Regions from separate parts of the Homo sapiens genome. Here regions 2, 3, 4 and 5 are each linked to region 1. Evidence: chromatin contacts called from ENCODE Hi-C or POLR2A ChIA-PET data. All regions are on one chromosome and are shown on one strand. Each heading gives the region's core, a stretch centred on a gene start or an enhancer-like site at or near the end of the contact. The rest is flanking DNA. Distances are from core to core; before and after follow the strand shown.

The links. A loop is a pair of places that touch in the nucleus more often than their neighbours do. ChIA-PET counts read pairs that join two places held with the same protein, here RNA polymerase II (POLR2A). Pooled maps may share reads with other maps.
Region 2: a map of naive thymus-derived CD4-positive, alpha-beta T cell shows a loop between it and region 1 (5-fold over the local background). The contact joins the promoter of RHBDD2 here to the promoter of RCC1L in region 1. A Hi-C loop is called at or near these places in 1 of 168 maps with a recorded cell type or tissue (naive thymus-derived CD4-positive, alpha-beta T cell), 1 of 37 single-sample maps with no recorded cell type and 10 of 50 pooled maps.
Region 3: a map of CD8-positive, alpha-beta T cell shows a loop between it and region 1 (13-fold over the local background). The contact joins the promoter of HIP1 here to the promoter of RCC1L in region 1. A Hi-C loop is called at or near these places in 2 of 168 maps with a recorded cell type or tissue (B cell and CD8-positive, alpha-beta T cell), 7 of 37 single-sample maps with no recorded cell type and 14 of 50 pooled maps. POLR2A ChIA-PET finds 5 or more read pairs at or near these places in 3 of 52 experiments (CD4-positive, alpha-beta memory T cell, H1 and activated B cell).
Region 4: a map of natural killer cell shows a loop between it and region 1 (8-fold over the local background). The contact joins the enhancer-like site here to the promoter of RCC1L in region 1. A Hi-C loop is called at or near these places in 1 of 168 maps with a recorded cell type or tissue (natural killer cell), 2 of 37 single-sample maps with no recorded cell type and 2 of 50 pooled maps. POLR2A ChIA-PET finds 5 or more read pairs at or near these places in 2 of 52 experiments (PC-9 and Panc1).
Region 5: a loop to region 1 is called in a pooled map, with 2.7 times the contacts of the local background. The contact joins the enhancer-like site here to the promoter of RCC1L in region 1. A Hi-C loop is called at or near these places in 2 of 50 pooled maps. POLR2A ChIA-PET finds 5 or more read pairs at or near these places in 2 of 52 experiments (A673 and OCI-LY7).

Annotation. Positions count from the first base shown.
Region 1 is chr7:75,072,299-75,075,139 of GRCh38, forward strand. RCC1L (RCC1 like) reads right to left here and starts at 1,504. Exons shown (of 11, transcript NM_030798.5): 1 at 1,116-1,504. The coding sequence starts at 1,439. RefSeq lists a silencer at 1,190-1,409.
Region 2 is chr7:75,877,690-75,880,530 of GRCh38, forward strand. It overlaps RHBDD2 (rhomboid domain containing 2), which reads left to right and starts at 1,345. Exons shown (of 4, transcript NM_001040456.3): 1 at 1,345-1,571. The coding sequence starts at 1,394. RefSeq lists an enhancer at 1,041-1,649 and silencers at 1,196-1,445, 1,546-1,725.
Region 3 is chr7:75,737,562-75,740,402 of GRCh38, forward strand. HIP1 (huntingtin interacting protein 1) reads right to left here and starts at 1,380. Exons shown (of 31, transcript NM_005338.7): 1 at 1,240-1,380. The coding sequence starts at 1,359. RefSeq lists a silencer at 1,168-2,157.
Region 4 is chr7:74,416,111-74,418,951 of GRCh38, forward strand. No RefSeq gene overlaps it. Among named protein-coding and RNA genes, the nearest start is that of GTF2IRD1, 36 kb to the right of the region's middle. RefSeq lists a silencer at 1,386-1,515. Within about 2 kb of position 1,446, at least 2 of the 41 ENCODE cell types and tissues checked have a DNase peak (open chromatin) inside an H3K27ac peak, as active enhancers do; they include Panc1, where a contact is called at or near this core.
Region 5 is chr7:75,595,479-75,598,319 of GRCh38, forward strand. The region is part of intron 2 of HIP1 (huntingtin interacting protein 1); the gene reads right to left. Among named protein-coding and RNA genes, the nearest start is that of SPDYE5, 100 kb to the left of the region's middle. RefSeq lists enhancers at 1-400, 1,315-1,454. Within about 2 kb of position 1,458, at least 3 of the 41 ENCODE cell types and tissues checked have a DNase peak (open chromatin) inside an H3K27ac peak, as active enhancers do.

The sequences.
Region 1 (2,841 bases), core at 254-2,753:
TTACAGGCATGAGCTACCGCACCTGGCCTATATTGTATGCTTTTTGTTGTTGTTGTTTAGTTTTTGTTATTGCTTTTGTTATTATATTTTCTATTTCTTATTGCTGTTAGCAGTAGTATAAGGCAGATGAGAAAGTGTGGCTTCTAAAGGTTGAGTAACTTGACTGCATGCTTTTCACTGACACTACACCGTTACGTACTCAGGCTATTACCATGAAAAGGAAAACTCAGTACTACAGCTACTGTGAATTTAACACAGTGACAACCCCAAGGTCTTTGTTGGGTGTTTTAACTACACTCTCATCAATCCTCCCTTCACTGACCCGATGAGAAAACCGGGGCTTCCAGTGAGGTTGGATATAGACCAAAGATGGTTTGATTTTAAAATCAATCCTCTTTCAGCCAGGCACAGTGGCTCACGCCTGTAATCCCAGCACTTTGGGAGGCCAAGGCGGGCGGATCGCTTGAGTTCAGTTCAAGACCAGTCTAGCAAACATGGCGAAACCCCATCTCTACTAAAAATACAAAAATTTGCCGGGCTAGGTGGCAGGACGATCTCTTGAGCCCAGGAGGTCGAGGCTGCAGTGAGCTATGATGACACCACTGCACTCCAGCCTGAGCGACAGAGCGAGACCCTGTCTCTAAAAAATAAATTAAAACAAAAAAATCCCCTTTCTGAGTTGTTCATTGAAACACCTCAGCTGGTATACATTTTCAATGGACTTTTGAATTTTGCTTTCCTAACATCAGAACTCCTGCAGTCACGCTGGCCTGAGTGAGAATTCCACCGCATATAAACAGCTAGCAGCGGTGGGGCCTCGGGCCTCAACCTCTCTGGGCCTCCCCTTCCTTCCCTGTAATTGGGAATAACTGTCGACTCACTGGGTGCTAAGCGAATGACACGACCCGGCACAACATCTGGCACTGCCACCCAATAAATGTTGATGGCCACCCCTAACGCCTTCCCCTCCTGGGCTTGCAGCCAGCTCGAGGGTCGTCCTGCCGGAAGTCTGTCCACCCAGAGGAGCCAACTTCTTGAAGAGAGCCGAACAGGTCGAGGGAGGCCGGGAGCGCGGAAGAGAGAGAAGGAGAGAAGGAGGAAGCCGCGGCCTGCACCTTTTGGTCCAGCTCCAGGCGATAGGGCACGGGCTGGATCCTGCGGCGCGGTCGGGCGCCGGCGCGGGGCCCGGGCCCGGAGCTGGGCACCACAAAGGAAGGCACGCCCAGCGCCCCCGAGAAGCTGAAGCCCCACACGAAGACGCGATCGGCGCGGGCAGCGCGCTCGCCCACGTACTGGACCACGGGCACCTCCGCCTCGGCTTCTGCCGCTTCGCGCCGGCTCCGGGAGCGCCCGGCCGCCGTCCAGTGCCCTCGCCCCAGCCCCGGCCCGCTCAGCCGCCGCCCCAGCCGAGCCCCAGCCACCAACGCCACCAGCGCCATCCTCCGTTCCGCGCCTCAGCAGCCTCTGGGCGCCGCCATCTTGCGTGACCCTTAACACCAGTCCTCGCCGGAAGAGGCTACGGCCACTTTTACTCCTGGTTGAAGGCAAAGGCGCTGACGGCAGCCCAAGGCTCAGGGAGGCGTGGCGTGGCGATGGTGAGGGGCGGGGTTAGGGGCGGGATTAGGATTCTTGTCCCTTAGCGAAACTGCGTGTCCTGTTTTGCTCCCTTGCTATTGCCCCGCGACATTTCTTACCTGGCCTTGCTGCAGCCGTCTCCGCTCCGGTCTGCTCCCACGCCGCCCCAGGCCGTCCTCCAGCGACAGCGAGCTGGAGTGGACGATTCCCTGCTGCCTTCGCATCCCCTGCCCAGGTCCCCTCAAACCTATCGACAGGCTCACTGCAACCTCCCCCTCCTGGGTTCAAGTGACTCTCGTGTCTCAGCCTCCCGAGTAGCTGGGACCACAGGCGTACGCCACCACGCCCGGCTAATTTTTGTATTTTTAGTAGAGACAGGGTTTCACGATGTTGGCCAGGTTGGTTTTGAACTCCTGACCTCCAGTGATCCACCCACCTCGGCCTCCCAAAGTGCTGGGATTACAGGCATAAGCCACCGCCCCCAGCCTGTGCAGGCCTGTTTTATGGAAGATGACTGGGGAAAACCCACTAATAAAATGTGGTGACCACAAGACTGCTCATGGAAAGCCTCTTACTACAGGGAGTAAAATTCATGAAGGCACTGAAACCACCAGTCTCCCGGGCTATGAAATGTATTCTCTGCGGCGGACCCAGTCTTCCAGCACTTTGGAAGACAAAGGTGGGAGAATCACTTGAGAGTTCGAGACCAGCCTGGGCAAATAGTGGGACCCTTTCTCTACAAAAAAATTTAAAAATTAGCTCGGCGTGATGGTGTGCACCTGTGGTGCCAGCTACTTAGGAGACTGAGGCAGGTGGATGGCTTAAGCCCAGGAGTTCGAGGCTGCAGTGAGCCATGATTGCACCACTGCACTCCAGCCAGGACAGCAGAGTGAGACCCTGTCTCTGAAAAAAAAAAAAATTAAATTAAATGTAAATATAAAAGTAAAAATAAATGTGTCTATGGACCCGCCTGGTAGTAAGTTCCCTGCCACCATTTGGGATAGATAAACTTAGCCATTCACATCGGTCCCCTTACCCTGTCTCGACCCAGCCAGTATTCAATCAGAACACACACTGTTTGCCACATGGAATTGTAGATGCTAGTGCCACCTTCAAAGATGTAAAAGATTCAGAGGGGTGGTGATTCCTATCCAATGGGTAGCTCCCCATTGAGTTCACCTGTTTGGCTCCTAAAAAAACTGATGGATTGGCCAGGCATAGTGGCTCACACCTGTAATCCCAGCATTTTGGGAGGGCAAGGCAGGC
Region 2 (2,841 bases), core at 95-2,594, 810 kb after region 1:
TGCTCTGTCACCCAGGCTGGAGCGCAGTGGTGCGATCTCGGCTTGCTGCAACCTCCGCCTCCTGGGTTCAAGCGATTCTCCTGCCTCAGCCTCCGGAGTAGCTGGGATTACAGGCACGCGCCACCATGCCGGGTTAATTTTTGTAGTTTTATTAGAGACGGGGTTTCACCATGTTGGCCAGGCTGGTCTCTAATTCTTGACCTCGTGATCCGCCCGCCTCGGCCTCCCAAAGTGCTGGGATTGCAGGCGTGAGCCACCGTGCCCAGCCTCCTGCCCCTTTTCTTCAATATGAAGATAAAGCTGCCCCTGGCTGTACTGGAGGCCAATTCCGGGCCATAGCAGGAGGAACTGAGTTCTAATTCTGTCTTTGCCATGTAACTGAATTACCCAGGGCCCTCCCTAGTCCTGTTTCCTCTTTGGTGTAATAGGGATGAATACAGATGGGAAGATCGTGATATGAAAGAGTTCTGTGAGCTGTAAGGCATAATAATCATGAGGTATTATTACAGGACCAACAGGTGCCTAGGCCCGCTGTGCAATAACAGACCAGTTACACTGAGGAAGCAGGGTTATCAGCAGAAAAAGGGTTTAAAGATGGCAGGGTGCCTAGGAGGAGACGCAGGGAGACCAACAAATCCATCTTCCCCAAGGAGTTCCGGGCTGGGATTTTAAAGGGCATTGTGAAGGGTGAGGGGCTGGAAAATTGGGGTCATCGACTGGTCAGGGTAAGGGGGTTGAAATCCTCAGGATATGGAAACTGCAGTCCCCATTGAGTCTTGCTTCTGTGGGCTCCTTCAGAACAACTGGTGTCAGTAATTATGCTGGTATGCGGGACCTGAAAGAATATCTCCAAGGGAAAACGTTTCATAATGTTCAAGTTGTTATCTATGGAGTTAAGGGGAATTGTAATCTTGTGACAGGGTCTACGTGATTCTAGGACAGACGATGGGCACCTATCATAGCTGATACACAGAGCTATGAGCAAGCAGGTCGGAGAGCAAGGTGACCTAGTGATGAACGCAGAGTGTGCTGCAAGCTTCGTTTATTTTCGTTTTTCCCCCTCCCTTCTTCCCTGATTAATTTCCTAAAGTTTATAGGAGCAGTTTCAGTACCAGCCCGAGTAGGATGGAATCAAACACGGTGCTGGAACATTCCTACCCGGAAGTGGCCCCGACCCCCCTCCCCCCGTCCCGGCCTCCCACGCACGGGGGGGGGGGGGGGGGGGGCTGATCGGCGCTACCGGATTGGACAACTTGGCATGGGGCGGGGCCTCTGGGAGGCGTGGCCTCCGGCCGGCTCCTCTGCTGTTGCCAAGGGAAACTGCCGCGAGGAGGCGGAAGGAGCAGAGGACCGGCAGCCGGCGTCGAGGCGGGGCGCGGGAACGACGGCGGCCATGGCGGCCTCGGGGCCCGGGTGTCGCAGCTGGTGCTTGTGTCCCGAGGTGCCATCCGCCACCTTCTTCACTGCGCTGCTCTCGCTGCTGGTTTCCGGGCCTCGCCTGTTCCTGCTGCAGCAGCCCCTGGCGCCCTCGGGCCTCACGCTGAAGTCCGAGGCCCTTCGCAACTGGCAAGGTGAGCAGGGGCGGGCCGGGATCGCGGGGCGAGTCCTTGTCCTCCGACTTTGCCGGTTCCTGGGCTCTAGCCTCCGGGACTCGCCCCTTCAGGCCTCACCGCCAGTCTCCCCCTGTCTCGGTCCTCATCACCATGCCCGCCCCCCGGAGGACCGACCTCCAGCACCGTCTCTTGCTCTCCGTGTTCCACACCTTTGTCTGCAGACCCCATCTTCGTCATCACTGTAATCCCTTCCCTACCCGAATTTGTTCCCTTCCCTGTCGCCACCAGACTGGTTAAGGCCCCAAATCCATTCGCTAGCAAATCCATGCTCGCTCTCCAAGGGTAAAGATTTTTCGTCTCCCCCTCCCATTTCACATACACACCTACGTCTGCTTTAGGCCTAAGCCCCACTGAAAAACGTTTTTCTCTCACCTACATCACGACAATTGGACTTTATCCACAAACCCCTATAAGCCCTATAAACGTCCTGCCCTCTTGAGATTTGGAATTTCTTCTGCTTTTTCATCTGTATCTTAATCTTGACTGCCATTCCCAGCTCATGGGGGTACCAGGGTGTCTTCTGCCTTTGGAGAGAAGTGTTTGTTTTTCTCTAGGGGAGAGAAATTTTGCAGACCAATTAAGTATAAACATCCATTCCTGAAAGACATTCCTAGTCTCCGTGTCTTCCTCATTTTCTCGAGAGGAACACAGGAAATTTGCATATCTCCTGCTGTTTTGCAAAGCACACACACTGATATGTATTAATTTCGTTTAACCCTCACAAGGATCCCATGACGTAGGACCTGTTATTGGCCCGTTATCTAGATAAGATTGAGGTTTCATGCAGAGAATCGCAGAGCTGTTGCGTCATGCAATTGAGATAGGAATCTATATTTTTTTTTTTATTCTGTGATGTTTTGGAACTAGAGCCTTCGGGTAGATAATCTCCAAATCATGTACAGTTGCTTCTAGAATCTTTTCATGTTTATACTTGGAATTTCAGTTTTGGAAATACTCAACAAATAATGAAGTACTCTTCAGATAATGAAGCCTCTGGTGATGGCCAGACTGAGGTATATGGTTCCATAGCCTGCTTCCCCACTCCAATCTAAAACTGTTCCCCCCACCCTAGGTATACATAGCACCACCTCACAGACAGAAGCAAAATGCCAACCTAACCTTAACCTCCCACTTTCTGGGGTTCACTGCTTCCCTGGGTGTGGGTTTCGTGGATATGTGAGCGTTAGAGACGTAAGGGACCTTTGAAGTCCTCAATCTAACTCTTGTT
Region 3 (2,841 bases), core at 130-2,629, 670 kb after region 1:
TCTCAAACTCCTGACGTCAGGTGATCCACCCGCCTCGGCCTCCCAAAGTGCTGGGATTACAGGTGTGAGGTACCGCGCCCGGCCAAAAGCTCTATTCTTTGAAAGATTCCATATACAGAACCTTCAGTCAGATTCTCACTGTCTTTTCTAACTAAAATCCCAAAGCCCTTTCCCTCCAACTGTGTTTGGGGGAAGTATTCCTCGCATAACACATCAGGGGACCAGCCTCTGGAGAGGGGGACCCAAATGGATCTTCAAAGGTTCCACTCTGAGCACAAGAGTGTAGAAGAAATCTGCCCCTCCAGCATTGGCACTGGGATTAAAAGAAGCGTTGTACTCTTTGAAATGGATTTTACATACAAATGAATTGATGAACACCATCAACATGTCAGCTTAATTCAGCCCAATCAATACACCAGGCATTAAAAACTCGGAGAAAAAAATGGATTGTGGCTTTTTGTTGATGACACTGAGGAATTTTGGCCCCAAGCCCTGGCCAGGCAGGACAAATAGGGCAGTCTGCCTATTAGCTGTCAGGCACATCTTGGGGGATAAAACCAAGACCCCAAGTCAGGGCTCAGGGGCACCATGGTCTCCACTTTAGCCCCCAAAGTAATTTTCCCACAAAGTGGCCACACTTTGCATTTCCTACATTCCTTTTCCCTGCTCCGACCCCTTCCGCCCGGCCTCAGAGCTGACAGCTGGGGCTGGCCAGAGCCAAGCAAGAGGCATCGAGAAAGGGGGATGCTAAGGGGTGGGGGGTGGGAAGGGATGTCAATGCAACCAAGAAGTGATCGGAGGGGAAGAGAGGTCCCCTCACCCTTCACATTCCCAGCCCGGCGCCCCCACTCTCCGCCCCCACACTTGAGCCTCCAAGTGGCTCCCGTGCGCTTCCCTTGTTTAGGGGCAACCCTTCCATTCCGCCCCTTTTCAGTTCCTTCCCCTCTCACCTCATCTTGGGACTCCTGCCCGGTACCCAGCCGATCAGGCTCCTCTTGGCCACGCATCCTGCCATCTCCTCCGAGCCCGCCTCTGCCCTTCTCCCCAGGCCAGCTGGGGTACCCTGGGGTCCCCGACCTTCCTGGGATCGCCCAGATCTGCACGTCAATGCCCCCGCTCACTACACCCTCGCCCCGTCTTCAACTGGGGCCTGCAAGACTCCTACTCCCTTCAAAGCCCCTCCCGGACACCGCGTCCCTCAGGGTGCCCCAGGGATGCCCCGGGGTCCCCCGTCCTCACCTGAGTCCGCTCGAAGCTCTCGCGCTCCGCCGCCTCCAGCCCAGCGCCGACCCCGCGCCGGCTCAGCACCTTGGGCAGTGGGTTGGGCACCTGCTTCATGGAGCTGGCCATCCGATCCATGTCGCCGCGAGGAGCCGAGTCAGGGGCCCTCGGCTGCCCCGGGATCCCCACGGCGCCGCCCGCCCCGCCCTACCCGCGGGGATCCGGCGCTAACGGGACGGCTCCCGCCTGCCATTGGCTGTGAGTTCTGCCAGTCTTCCAGAGACCCCGCCCCTCGCCGAACGGCTTCCCCGCCCGCCCCCGCCCCTTCAGGAGCCCCTCCGCTGGCTCGGCCCCGACTAGCCTCTCGGGGCCTCGAGGCGCGTGGTGACTGGTCTGGAGTCCTGTCAGTCACCGTGGTCCCGCCGTTCTAGGCAGGGCCGGGGCGGGGTGCGGACGGGGCGAGGCCTGGATGGGGCGTGGCCTGGGCGGGCTGCCCTGATATGCCCTCGCTCGCCCCGCCCCCGCCCGCGCACCGCCCTCTCCTCCCCTCGGCCGCAGTCCCCGCGCGCCCCGAGCGTGCTGCCCTCCGCCAAGCGCCGCCCACTACCCTGCCCGCTCCTGCAGGGGGCTATCCCGCGACGGCCCGTGGAGATGGGCGGGGATGACGCGGGCCGGGCAGTGGGGCCTCCCCCGGGGGAATCCCAGCCCGCCTGCGAATAGCCCGTTAGCTCCTTCCGGGCCTGGGACCCGGGAGCGCCGGACTGACCAGCCCTGCGGCCGCAGCCCGGGAAAGCGCAGCCCCGCGGGCGGGGCGCAGCGTGGGCGCCTGGCCGGATCCGGCTCAATGGGTGGCCGCCCCCACCCAGCTCCCAGGCTTCCCCGTCCTGCACTTCTCCATTCTGCCCCTGCCCATGCCCTCTGCAAGGATCGCAGAGCCCAGGTCCCGGAGTTCGGGGCTGAGTCCGCGGGCACCTCCCGGGACCTGCCTCCCAAACCTCATCAAAGGAACCCGTCAGAGCTTATTTGTTGGTAGAAAGCCCTGTAGACACTTTCGGTTTATCTTAGGCTCTGAGCCGCGCGTCCCATCCTGCTCAGACGTCAGCCAGGGTACCAGCAAGCAGAGAGAAGTGTGATGCTTAGCAGGAGTGCTGGAGAAAGTTAAAAGTTTTCCGTTAAACTCCAATTTAGGTGTGTTTTTGTTTTTGTTTTTGTTTGTTTTTTTTTTTTTTTTTGGTTTCATTTGGAGTCAGTCTCCCTCTGTCGCCCAGGCTGGAGTGCAGATCGTAACACACTGGGACCTTGAGCTCCTGGGTCCTAGCGATTTTCCTGCCTCGGCCTCTCGAGTAGCTGGGACTACAGATGCACGCCACCAAGCCTGGCTATCTTTTTTGCAGAGATGGAGTCTTTCTATGTTGCCCAGACTGGTCTCGAACTCGTGGCCTCAAGCAAGCCTCCCACCTTGGCCTCCCAAAGTACTGTGATTACAGACATGAGCTACAGCACCCGGCATAGATGTATTTTTTAAAAGTTATTTGAAACTCGGAGTAATGAATGGCACCTTTAGGCCTAACAATTTGGTGATTCGTGTGTGTGTGTGTGTGTGTGTGTGTGTTGTAAATT
Region 4 (2,841 bases), core at 196-2,695, 660 kb before region 1:
GGCGCCCACCACCACGCCCAACTAATTTTTTCGTATTTTTAGTAGAGGGGGGGTTTCATCATGTTGGCCAGGCTGGTCTCGAACTCCTGACCTCAGGTGATCCACCTGCCTCTGCCTCCCAAAGTGCAAGGATTACAGGCATGAGCCACCGCGCCCAGCCTATATATATATATTTTTTTTTAACTGGCCAAGCACAGTGGCACACTCTGTAGTCCCAGCTATTCAGGAGGCTGAGGCAGAAGGATTGCTTGAGCCTGGGAGGTCGAGGTTGCAGTGAGCTATGATTGTGCCACTGCACTCCAGCCTGGGCAACAGAGCAAGACCCTGTCTCAGAAAAAAAAAAAAAAAAAAGGCAGCACCTTGCAGCAGCTGAGACCCAAGTTCCAACTCTGACTTGGGCAGTAACCAGCCTGTGGCCCTGGGCAGAGCCCTTCCCTCCCCAGCTTCAGTTTTCTCATCTATAAAGTGGTAACATAAGCCCCAGGCAGGGGTCACAGCTGAACATCTTGGGAATCATGGTTTGGGTAGGGGTTGGGGGGACATCCTTCTCTGGGTCACTCCTGGGATGTGGCCCTGGGTCCAGCTTTGGGAAAATTAAATAAAGCTTGGAGCATCAGTGTTTTGGGGGTGGGGATTGAACCAGTGTGGTCTGAAGCAGGGGGCGGGGTGTCCTCATGACCCTTCCGCCCCAAGGTTCACAGTACTGGCCTTTGGAAGGCATCTCCATGGCATGGGGTTATGGCGACAACCACTGCTGCAACCCTCCCCCTCCAACACAGTGTCTGTCTCATGTTGAGGGAAGCTCAGAAACCGGGACTTCTAGGCCAGGCGCGGTGGCTCACGCCTGTAATCCCAGCACTTTGGGAGGCCGAGGAGGGCAGATCACCTGAGGTCAGGAATTTGAGACCAGCCTGGCCAACATGGTGAAACCCTGTCTCTACTAAACATACAAAAATTAGCCAGGCACAGTGGCTCATGCCTGTAATTCCAGCACTTTGGGAGGCCAAGGCAGGCAGATCATTTGAGGTCAGGAGTTCTAGACCAGCCTGGCTAACAGGGTGAAAACCCATCTCTACTAAAAATACAAAAATTAGCCGGGCGTGGCGGCAGGCGCCTGTAATCCCAGCTACTTGGTTGGCTGAGGCAGGAGAATGGCTTGAGCCCAGGAGGCGGAGGTTGCAGTGAGCCCCGCTGCACTCCAGCCTGGATGACAGAGCAAGACCCCGTCTCAAAAAAATAAACTGGGACTTCTCTTGCCCCACTTCTCTTTGCTCTGCCTGAGAGGGAGACATTGATCAAACCCTCCAGGTCTGATCGGGAAACATTTGCCTTCTCCTTTTGTGGGGTCCTGGGGTGAAGAACAGGAGGGGAGGCTGGAGGGTGGGTGACACCACGCACCCCTGGGCGGCAAGAGACCCACCAGCCAAGTCTTGCCTGTGATGCCTCCCATTTACCAGCAGGTGTCACCCTCGGCCCTCTCACTGCGGCTTGTCCATTCCACCCTCTGTCCAGACTGGGCTTTAGGGCTGCAAGGCTGGAGACACAGGCCAGCTTTGCACGTGGGAGCAACAACGGGGACCCAGGTGTCCCGGCTCCTAGTCCCAGAGCTCCCTGTCCCTGTTGCCTCCCAGACTTGGTTCAGGCCTCTCTGTGAGTATCCGTGTGTGTCCACACTTCCATCCCTGGGAGAGAGGCCGGCCAGGGCGTGGACATTCATTCCCTCTCTGGGACCGTGCCGGGCCAGGACTGTCCTGGCCTCCCTCCTCCCGCACAGCACTGCCTCCCCTCCCCGCAGGCTGGGCTCCCTCCACAGAGCTGACCCTGGCCTACTTTCTCAGTCCTGAACCCTCCCATCACGTCCCCCTTGCCAACCTCAGCTGGGCAGTCACCCTGGTCCCGCTCCCACTCCCCAAGAGAGGCTGGGAAGTGTTTTGAGACTGAAGTTGGGGTCCAGTGTAAATTCAGAAGGAACATGGTATAGGACGAATAACCAGGATGCTCACTTCTAGAAGCTTCTCTGGAACCTTGGGTAAGGCTGTGGGCCCTTTCTCTGGAGCTACCAGCAAAGGGAAGGACTTGCTGCCTCCAGGGTGGCTCCAGCCCCGTCTAGACCCCCTCCCAGCCACCCTCTCCCGCTGCCACAATTTCCAGCTGGCCCCACGCACAGCTGTGCCTCGGTTTCCCAGCAGCCCCAAGCCTGGAGTTCACCAGGAGCACCTTCACAGCCCCGCACCGGGTCCGCAGCCTGGGGTCCATCATATTCATCACACTCTGGGCCCTGTCCCCCACCCCCAGCTCAGGCCTCAGATCCTGCCTCCAACCCCACACCCCCAGGCCTTTCCAAGTGACCCACACACATGCATGGGCACACACACACAGATACATACACACATACACAGAGACACACATACATGTACACATCATATATATATACACGCACACAGAGACACATATAAACATGCACACACGTACACACATACATGTACACACGTACACACATGCATACACATATACATACACAAACACATACATACACAAACACTATAGACACGTACACAGACACACACAAATACGTACACATACACAAAAACTCATACACATACACAAACACGTACATACACAGACACACAAACACTACAGACACATGTACACACGGACAAATACACATACACACAGACACACATACATGTACACATATACACATGTACACAGGTACACACGCACATACACACGTTACACACAAAGAGATGTATACTCACATACACAAACATGCACATATATACACACAAACAATATACATACACATACACATACACACACGCATATACATGCATATACATC
Region 5 (2,841 bases), core at 208-2,707, 520 kb after region 1:
ATCACAGGCACCCGCCACCATGCCCGGCTAATTTTTGTTTTTTTTAGTAGAGACGGGGTTTCACCATGATGCTCAGGCTGGTCTCGAACTCCTGGCCTCAAGAGATCCACCCACCTTGGCCTCCCAAAGTTCTGGGATTACAGGTGTGAGCCACTGTGCCTGGCCTTGGTGTAGGAGCGATTTCTGAAATAATTCAGAAATAATGCCTTTCTGGCATTCTTTCACATATAAGCATTTTTATGCCCCAAGTATGTGTCAAAGCCTGTAAAATCCATTCAGGGAGAAAAAAAAGAAAATAAGAAAAATAAGACTCAGTCCCCAGCCCTCCAGGAGTGAATACCAAGGTGGCGGGCCAACCTGTTCACCATTTAGGCATCTGTGATAAATGTGTAAGCAGCATTTCTGAAGTCAGACTTCCTAATGCTTATTCAGTTTGTATCTAAGGCAGCTGATAAAAGACCTGATAATAGATAAATGCGCTGGGCATGGTGGCTCACGCCTGTAATTGCAGCACTTTGGGAGGCCCAGCGGGAGGACTGCTTGAGCCTAGCTAGGAGTTCAAGACCAGCCTGGGCCACAGTGAGACCCCATCTCTATAAAAAATTAGCCAGGCATGATGGCATGTGCCTATAGTCCCAGCTACTCAGGAGGCTGAGGTGGGAGGATCACTTGAGCCTAAAAGTTGGAGGCTGCAGTGAGCCTCCAACTGATTGTGTCACTGCACTCCAGCCTGGGTGACAGTGCATGACCCTGCCTCAAAAAAAAAAAAAAAAAAAAAAGCTTTGGGATATCTTTAATTAGGCATTTCAAACCCTACTGTATGGAGTTGATTTTTCAACATTTATTCACCATTTAGAAATTATGAATCAGAGACTCATAGAATGTTAGGGCTGGACTGTTAAATCTTTGAAATCTTTTTCTTTTTGAAACAGAGTTTTGCTCTTGTTGCCCAGGCTGGAGTACAGTGGTACGATCTCGGCTCACTGCAACCTCTGCCTCCCAGGTTCAAGTGATTCTCCTGCCACAGCCTCCCAAGTAGCTGGGATTACAGGTACCTGCCACCACACCTGGCTAATTTTTGTTTTTTCAGTAGGACGGGGTTTTACCATGTTGGCCAGGCTGGTCTCGAACTCCTGACCTCAGGTCATCCATCCGCCTCCACCTTCCAAAGTGCTGGGATTATAGGCATGAGCCACCACACCTGGCCTGAAATCTTCTTTGTCCAACCTTTGATTGAACAGAAAGTGACCTAAGACTCATGGAGGCCCCACTCAAGGTCCCAGAGTGAGCCCGAGAGTTCCAGTGGCAGAATGTCAGAATCTCCTTGCAGGGCCCCTTCCCTCCTCCCAGGGAGCCTCCCGGCAGCATGTGACCTGACCCTGCCGCTGCAGGCCTGGCCTCTCTGCACCCATGTCTTGTCCTGAACAGCACACTGCCTGATGATAACTGTCTCTCCCTTACTCATATCTTTTATCAGATTGATCACAAATTATTCGTAGGTAAGGGTCAGGGCTGAGTCATTTCCTCTGAGAAAATCCACTGGGCCGTTTAAAATAAAGGCTTTTCTTGGTTTGCTTTGAATCATCGCAAGGGTACCAAACGTGATGCAGGAAACCAAGGGGCCTGTGTCTTTCTGGGGAAAAAAAGAGCAAGATCTAGCTAGGCTCGCACAGGGCTGGACTTCTGGGTTACCCCAGAGAGGTTCTGCAGCCGCCATCCTAATTCCAGCCAAAGCATCTTCCCACTAAAGGCAAGCTGCTTTCCCTCTAGCAAACAGCAGTTCATATATCACACTAAGCAATGCTGGGCTTCTCTGGCTATCTAACCTGGAGGGTCGCCTCTAGGGGTTGAGGCTAGAAGGCTTCGGGACAAGCTGCTCTGGCTTGCCTGGCTGTGACACAGTAACCAAGAGCCCAGGTGAGGAGAAGCTTCCCACTGCAGACAGAAGTCCAGCCTCTGAGGCTGGGTGCGGCCTCCGAAGTTGGGCGCGGTGGCTCATGCCTGTAATTCCAGCACTTTGGGAGGCCAAGGCAGGAGGATTGCTTGAGCTCAGGAGTTTGAAACCAGCCTGAGCAACATGGCAAAACCCCGTCTCTACTAAAAATACAAAAATTAGCTAGGGGTAGTGATACACACCTGTGGTCCCAGCTACTTGGGAGGTTGAGGCAGGTGGATCTCTTGAGCCTGGAAGGCGGAGGTTGCGGTGAGCTGAGATCATGCCACTGCACTCCAGCCTAGGCGACAGAGCAAGACTCTGTCTCAAAAAAAAAAAAAAAAAAGTCCCAACTCTGCTTGCCCGGAACTCCACCTTGCTCTGGCCCAGCACACAGAGAGTTAAAAGCTTAGCCACCCCCCTGGCAGACTCTCTCCTTCAGCCTTTGGGGATTAAGCGCTCCAGTTCCTGGATTCTGCAACTCAAAGGCAGATTCCTAGGGATTCATCAGCCAGCATGGTCCTGCACCTCTCTACAAAGCCACAGGCTGCTCCTGGGTGTGGTGGGCTTACAGAGGGCTTTCAAGTCACCCATTCCCTAATCCACTTCAAGGCTCTTGTCTTCTTCCCCCTGGCATAGGTTGAACCTGTTCACGAAGGTAGAGAGCCCCTGCCTCAGTTTAAGGCCAACCAACCTCTGAAGCTAAGACTTTCTTTTTTTCGGCCAGGCATGGTGGCTCATGCCTGTGATCTCAGCACTTTAGGAGGCTGAGGCCAGGCGTTCAAGGCCAGCCTGGCCAACATGGCAAAACCCCGGTCCTACTAAAATTACAAAAATTAGCCGGGTGTGGTGGCACACGCCTGTCATCCCAGCTACTTGGGAAGCTGAGGCACAAGAATCGCTTGAAT